Regions from separate parts of the Homo sapiens genome. Here region 1 is linked to region 2. Evidence: chromatin contacts called from ENCODE Hi-C or POLR2A ChIA-PET data. All regions are on one chromosome and are shown on one strand. The core of a region is the stretch at or near the end of the contact, and the rest is flanking DNA. Distances in the headings are between cores, read along the strand shown.

What was found. A loop is a pair of places that touch in the nucleus more often than their neighbours do. ChIA-PET counts read pairs that join two places held with the same protein, here RNA polymerase II (POLR2A). Pooled maps may share reads with other maps.
Region 1: a pooled map shows a loop between it and region 2 (3-fold over the local background). The contact joins two enhancer-like sites. A Hi-C loop is called at or near these places in 6 of 50 pooled maps. POLR2A ChIA-PET finds 5 or more read pairs at or near these places in 2 of 52 experiments (AG04450 and activated T-cell).

What each region holds. Positions count from the first base shown.
Region 1 is chrX:39,868,891-39,872,227 of GRCh38, reverse strand. No RefSeq gene overlaps it. Among named protein-coding and RNA genes, the nearest start is that of MIR1587, 33 kb to the right of the region's middle. Within about 2 kb of position 1,852, at least 2 of the 41 ENCODE cell types and tissues checked have a DNase peak (open chromatin) inside an H3K27ac peak, as active enhancers do.
Region 2 is chrX:39,729,928-39,733,369 of GRCh38, reverse strand. No RefSeq gene overlaps it. Among named protein-coding and RNA genes, the nearest start is that of MIR3937, 70 kb to the right of the region's middle. RefSeq lists an enhancer at 2,321-2,615. Within about 2 kb of position 1,494, at least 4 of the 41 ENCODE cell types and tissues checked have a DNase peak (open chromatin) inside an H3K27ac peak, as active enhancers do.

The DNA of each region.
Region 1 (3,337 bases), core at 603-3,102, 140 kb before region 2:
GCACCTTGACTAATCTGAAAGCCTTTGCTTTGGGGACCTTCCCTTGCCTGTTTATGTCCTGTAATTGCTCATTTATTCATCCATTCCATCCACAGGTACTTACTGTTTGGCCTCTACTTCCTTATATGTTAACTTAAGGTTTTCTTTGCATGTTTTTTCACTTTAACAAATAGATATTGGGATACAGCGTAACAAATACAAGTGAATCTACTGGCCAATGGAACAGCGTATTTGAGATCTGTAGTCCAGTGTGTTCACTGCTGCATTTTCCTTCCCTCCCTCCTTCCATCAGCCCACCCACTCTCACTTAGCAAGTTTTGGCTTGAGAGCTTGCTCCGTGCCGGGAATAGGACGTGGCAGTTCATGTGCTCAGTATCAGCTAGGATTAGCTTTGGCTGAGAGTAACCAAAAAACCCCACATGACATTGGTATGTCCAAGATAGCATTCACTTTATCCCTCGTGTTCAGAAGGTCCAGATTTAGGCAGTGCCAGGAAGCGCTGGCATTGTACAGGGTTAGGGACACCGGCTCCTTGTTGTCTGCCAGGTATGGCTTCTAACATGGTTGAAAACCATGTCTCAGCTACGTGCAGTGGCTCATACCTGTAATCCCAGCAGTTTGGGAGGCCAAGGTGGGAGGATCCTTTGAGCCCAGGGGTTCAAGACCAGCCTGGGCAACATTAGCGAGAGACTCCATCTCTAAAAAAAAATAAGCCAGGTGCGATGGCACATGCCTGTGGTCCAAGCTACTAGGGAGGCTGAGGTAGGAGGATCTTTTGAGCCCAGGAGGTCGAGGATACAGTGAACCATGGTCACACCACTGCATTCCGGCCTGGATGACAGAGCAGGATCCTGTCTCAAACAACAACAAATAAAATACCATATCTAGACTTTCTTTGACAGTCCTCCCAACCAGGTGGAGCCTAATTCTCCTCTGAATATGGACCAGACATTTCCAATGAATTGAATGAACCAGAGGTGATGCTGTGAGGCCAGGTTGGAAAAGGTGATATGGCTTTCACCTCTCTCTCTCTCTCACTCCTTCTCCCCCTCGCCCTCTCTCCCTCTCTCCCTCTCTCCCTCCCTCCCACATGTCTTTGAAGCACTGAGCTGCCATTTAAGAATTTGGCTACCCTGAAGCTGCCATGTTGGAGAGAGATGCCCAAGGTATCCCAGATATTCTATTCTGCACAATCCACTCCCCACCCCTGCCAGTCTTCACAGCCCAGCTGCCAGACACGTGACTCTGCCCCGACACACATTTCTGCCCCTTCTGGAGCCTGCTAAGCCCACCACCCCACTTGGAGACAGCCTTCTTTTTTTTTTTTTTTTTTTTTTTTGAGACGGAGTTTCATTCTCGCTCTGTTGCCCAGGCTGGAGTGCAGTGGCACGATCTCAGCTCACTGCAAGCTCCGCCTCCCAGGTTCACACCATTCTCCTGCCTCAGCCTCCCGACTAGCTGGGACTACAGGCGCCCGCCACCATGCCCGGCTAATTTTTTGTATTTTTAGTAGGGACGGGGTATCACCATGTTAGCCAGGATAGTCTCGATCTCCTGACCTCGTGATCCGCCCACCTTGGCCTCCCAAAGTGCTGGGATTACAGGCATGAGCCACCGCGCCCCTTCGGAGATAGCCTTCTTGAGGGTAGAGGTCTCCCTAGAGCCTGCAATGGGGCCCTCTGGGGTCCTGAGGACACCGACATGCCTGCTGCCTGGGTTGGCAGCTGCTCACCATCTTTGCACTATCTTCTTACTGACAGCCCCCAGGTGACTCAGAACGTGTGGTTGACGTGGAGCCACTCAATTTCCTGCCTCGCCTCTCCTCTGGCCTCCTGGCTTGCAACCAAGTCTTCCTATCTGGGGGGTTGAGGGTGCTGTGGCTTCACACTGGCTTTCTCAGCTCCTCCCTCTCCTGCAGGGACTAGGTTGGCGGATCAAGGGAGGAGGAACAGTGGCCCTCATCCCTTCCAGTGCAGTGGGAATGGCACTAGATTGGAGATCTAGGCTGTCATCCAGGCTCTGCCACTAACTGGCTCCTGAGACTTGGTAAATCCCTTTACCCCTGGTCACAGTTTTCTTATCTACAAAGCCTTCATAGATTGAGGCTTTGTAATGCTCTAGTACAGTCATGTGTCACTTAATGAAGGGGATATGTTCTGAAAAATGTTTGGTTAGGGGATTTCGTCATTGTATGAACATCATAGCATATATTTCTACGAGCCTATGTGGTATAGCTTACTACACACTTAGGCTACATGGTATAGCCTGTTGTTCCTAGGCTACAAACCTGTACAGCATGTACTGTACTGAATACTGCAGGTAATTGTTATACAGTGGTATTTGTGTATCTAAACATCTCTACACATAGAAAAGTTACAGTAAAAATACAGTATTATAATATTACGGGACCACTGTCGTATATACAATATGTTGTTGACTGGTACGTCATTATGTGGTGCATACTTGTATTTATTGAGTGTCCACACTATCCTGGGGTTAGGCTCTTTGGAGGATCCCAAAGAAATTATATCATTTAGTGATTTTTCCATTGTGAACCCAACCCAATTCAATATTAGCAAAAGGGGAAATTGATTGGTTTATGTTACTGAATGGTCCAGAGGTAACCTACTTCAGGTATGGCTTCATCTAGGGCTTAAATGATGCCACCAGCACCCATTATCTGCTCTGTTTCCTCTGGATGGGTTTCATGGTTACACACAGTAGTGGTTCCCTGCCCCCACCCCCCAACCCCATCCAGATTCCTGGAACTTCCAGCCCCCATTCCTGCCACCTGCCCACCCAATTGTAGCTGCTCTACTCTAGAACTCACATGCTGTACAACCAAACCCAGCCCAGAAGAGAGACCCTGTGTTCCAGCATTCCCATCAAGAATCCTGATATTCACTCTGATTGGACCAATTTGGTCATGTGTATCTTCCCTTTTGAATTAAGCCAATCTGGTTGATCCCTAGAGCTGGATGTGCAGCCAACTCCAACTCCCTAAACTGCCTGGCTGGGAGAGGGAGGAAATAGATACTGGCCACTTGTGTGTGTGTGTGTGTGTGTGTGTGCGTGTGTGTGTGTTAGGATGGGGGTGGCTTATTCTTAAAGATCTTACTCAGAAAGGAGGCTGAGGCAGGAGGATCACTTGAGCCCAGGAGGTCAAGGCTGCCATGAGGTGTGAATGTGTCATTATACTCCAGCCTGGTCAACAGAGAAAGACACTGTCTCGAAAAAAAAAAAAAAAAGCGAATTTATGATTTACACTCAGGATGCAGAAAGCATGACTTGAACGATCCTTCCTTGTGAAATTTGACAAAGGGAAAACTCCATGTGA
Region 2 (3,442 bases), core at 245-2,744:
TTCCACTTCATTGATCAGATTTTTCCCAATTTGCCAGGCTTGGGAAACTGATCTGAAAGGTTGCTCAGAACATTTTGGGGATCTGTCCTTCAGAATCTACCCAAGAACATTTGTCCCCTTCTGAGTCTGGTCCCAGCCTCCATGGGGCTTCAGACTGCAGTATGAGCTTTTTAAACTCAGTTTTTCCTCTTTCTATGCTATTGGCCCTGATCCCTTTGAGAACCTTCCGTGGCCCTCACAGCTTTATCTGCTACTTCCCCAGCATGGTTTGACAGTGAGGCCTCTGTTGTGGCATTGGTGTAATCCAGTTCAGCAAATATTTACTGGGCCTGATCCCTGCCAAGAACCATGCAAGACCTGGGAGACAAACGCACCCTGCAGCCAGTGGCCTGGGAACTTCTGTTCGTTAACCCCATCTACAAGGAGACAGCCTTGTGAGTCCTTTTTGCATGAACTATCTCATTTAGCCCTCAACTCAATGCCCATTTTTCAGATGGCAAAACCGAGGCCTTGAGAATTTCCCCTTTATCCTATTTCACTCAGCTCATGCCACAGAGATGAGATTTGCACTTATTTTGATTTCAAAATCTATATTTTCATCACACTCCTTTGACTCACTTGGGCCAAAGCCTCAGTTTCCTCAGATGTGTGATGGGGACAATTTTATTCGCAACCTTAAAAGAATGTTGTGAGAGTCTTTTGTTTTCTTTTCCTTTCCCTTTCTCTTTCTCTCTTTCTCTCTTTCTTTCTTTCTTTCTTTCTTTCTTTCTTTCTTTCTTTCTTTCTTTCTTTTCCTTCTTTCTTTCTTTCTTTTCTTTCCTTCTTTCCTTCTTTCTTTTTTTGAGATAAGATCTTGCCCTGTTGCCTAGGCTGGAGTGCAGTGGCACGATCATAGCTCATTGCAGACTTGAAAACCTGGGCTCAAGCCTCTCACTTCAGCTTCCCAAATAAGTGGGACTATAGGCACATGCCACCATGCCTGCCTAATTAATTTTTTTTTTTAATTTCGTAGAGGTGGGGTCTCACTTTGTTGCCCAGGCTGTCATTTACTTATTGTGATGATGAAGTGGGGTCTGGAAAGCTGCTCTGCCTTGCGGAAGAGTTAACTGATCCAGGAGCTTATTACAACCTCAGGAAAGCCCTTGCTGAGTAGGCACTTAGAATCTTCATAGTGAGCGGTGCTGCTAGCTCTTCTTCCCAACACTGGTGTACTACCGCAGCACCTGGAACCCCAGAGGGACATTACTTCTATGCTTTGATTCCTTAGAGCTCCATGAGGGTGTCCAGGGGAGGGGGAGAGTCAAGTATATCACGGACTGTTAATGAAGGCCTTCAAGATGATCTTGTAAAAATCCAACCCCATCATGATACAGTGTGGAAGCTGAAGCCTGGAGAAGGGCTGGGACTTGTCCAAGACCACGCAGCTGTTTCTTGGCAGAACTGGAGTGACCAGGCGGCTGTTAGGACTTTCCCTGTGGGACTCTGGGGTTTGTTGATCAAGTTCAAGTCTCAGCTTTTCCAGCATGAAAATGCACGGCCTCTGAGAAATGACACAGGGAAGGTGCCTGCAGGAAGAGGAGGGGAGAAGAGGGAGAAAAGTCAGGAGGGATGGGAGTCCTAGGCACTGCCTTTTGAAAAACATTAAATATGAGAGTTGATATAATCCAGGGGACCTCCAAACTGGCGGAGTGCCCCAGGACTCCCACCTGCAGCAAGCTGGGAGTCTGGCACTGGAATCTGTTTTATAAATGAGTTCCCTGGGTTACCGAAGCACGCACTCTGGCCCAACCCCTGACAGAGGGGCACCTGAACCCTGTGGGGCCAAGCTGGTTTGTCACCCAGCTCCTCCCTGGTGGGGCAGGTCCCACTGTCCCCTGCAATAAGGTCAGTCCCAGTCCCTCCCCCCACCTCCATTTCTCCAGTTGATCACGGTCCTCCTTGCCCACAGCCACCATGGACCCCATGACAAACACACGAGGCTCAGGCCTGGAAGATCTATTAGTGCCACTCCTGTCACCGCCCGCAGAGCAGGAGGAGAGGCAGCCAAATGCTGTGCTAATTATTCTAGCTTCCAGCAGGGTCTCGGAGGTCCCAGCCATGGTAAATCTTAACTTTCATGCTATGGTGCACCGGGATGCAATTTACTTCAAAGAGAGCATAAATCCCCACTGCGGCGTGTATCAGAGGAGTGTTACATAAAAGTGGCCCATGTGCTTCCCACCCTGGCTGCCTTCTCTCGCTCCCCTTCTCTCCCTCCCTCACTCTCTCCTCGTAAGTTTGAAAAAGCCAGCCCGCGGTTGGTTACACATCTCGCACGCAAAAACATTTACACACACGTCTGCTCCCAGCCTTATAAATCACCAGGCTTGGCGACTTGGCAGTGGGAACACAGGCGAGCTCTATTTTTACCAGCCCCATCCGCAGACAGCCCCGGGGGCCCCTCCTTTCCTACAGTGACACCTACTGGTGCTAGCTTTGGCCAAAGGCAGCCTTGCCGCTTCAGACCCATTTCTCAGGCTTTGGAGGATGGTAACTGATCAAGGCCTGGCCCTTCCCCCAATTCTTCCTCTGCTAACCCCTTCCAGCCTCTGGGGAATTCCTCCAGCCACAAATTCCACCCAGGAAGCCCCGCCCCACCACCAACGCCCTCAACCAGGCTTGACATAATAATTACCTTCCACAGAGCTGCGGACTGCAAGAGGCAAGGCCAGCACAACTCATTAGGATGTCAAAGGATCAAGGGAATTGGGGAGGGGACTGCCTACCAGGTCACCACCCCCCCACCTTCGGCCCCAAAAGCAAGGTTCCTTCCTGTAATGCAACCTCCTGGGGGGTTGTCCAGTTGTGTTTCAAGCAATTACTTCCCTGTGAAAGACATCTGTTATCTTCGCTGACACACACGAGACTGGCGGCCGATGTGGTTTCTGCGAGGGGCTTGTGAATCCTGGCATTGTCATCGCAGCCCCGGTTGGGAACGAAGGGGGTGGGGTGAGACAGAGGCACGTCTGTCTCCCATCCCCAGGCCCCAGCCCCAGCCTCCTCCCAGCGACCTCTCCGGAGGCAGCCGTGCCAGGTCTAATGCTCCTAATGTCATCTTTGCAGATCCATTTGTGATTCCTTGATGCTGTAATTACTGCGGCTCCACTCCCCTCGCAGCAGCTGCCATTAGCTGGGCAGACCGCAGGCTGCGGTGACGTGGCCTTGGCAGCCTGGGGGGCCTCTGAGGGTTGGCTGGGGTGGGTAGGACCCTCCCTGCAGGCCCAGAGCTGCCAAGAGGCCCAGGGAGGCTGGCTGAGCTGGTCGAATGCTGGCCTTTAGTGGCTTTGCCCTGAGTGTAACCTCCTCCCACTTCTCCCCGCAGTCAGTCGACTGTGGAAAGTGCCCCAGGGTGCAAATGCCCCAGGGTGAAGGGTGAATTCTGCACAGTTCCAACTCAGCCGCT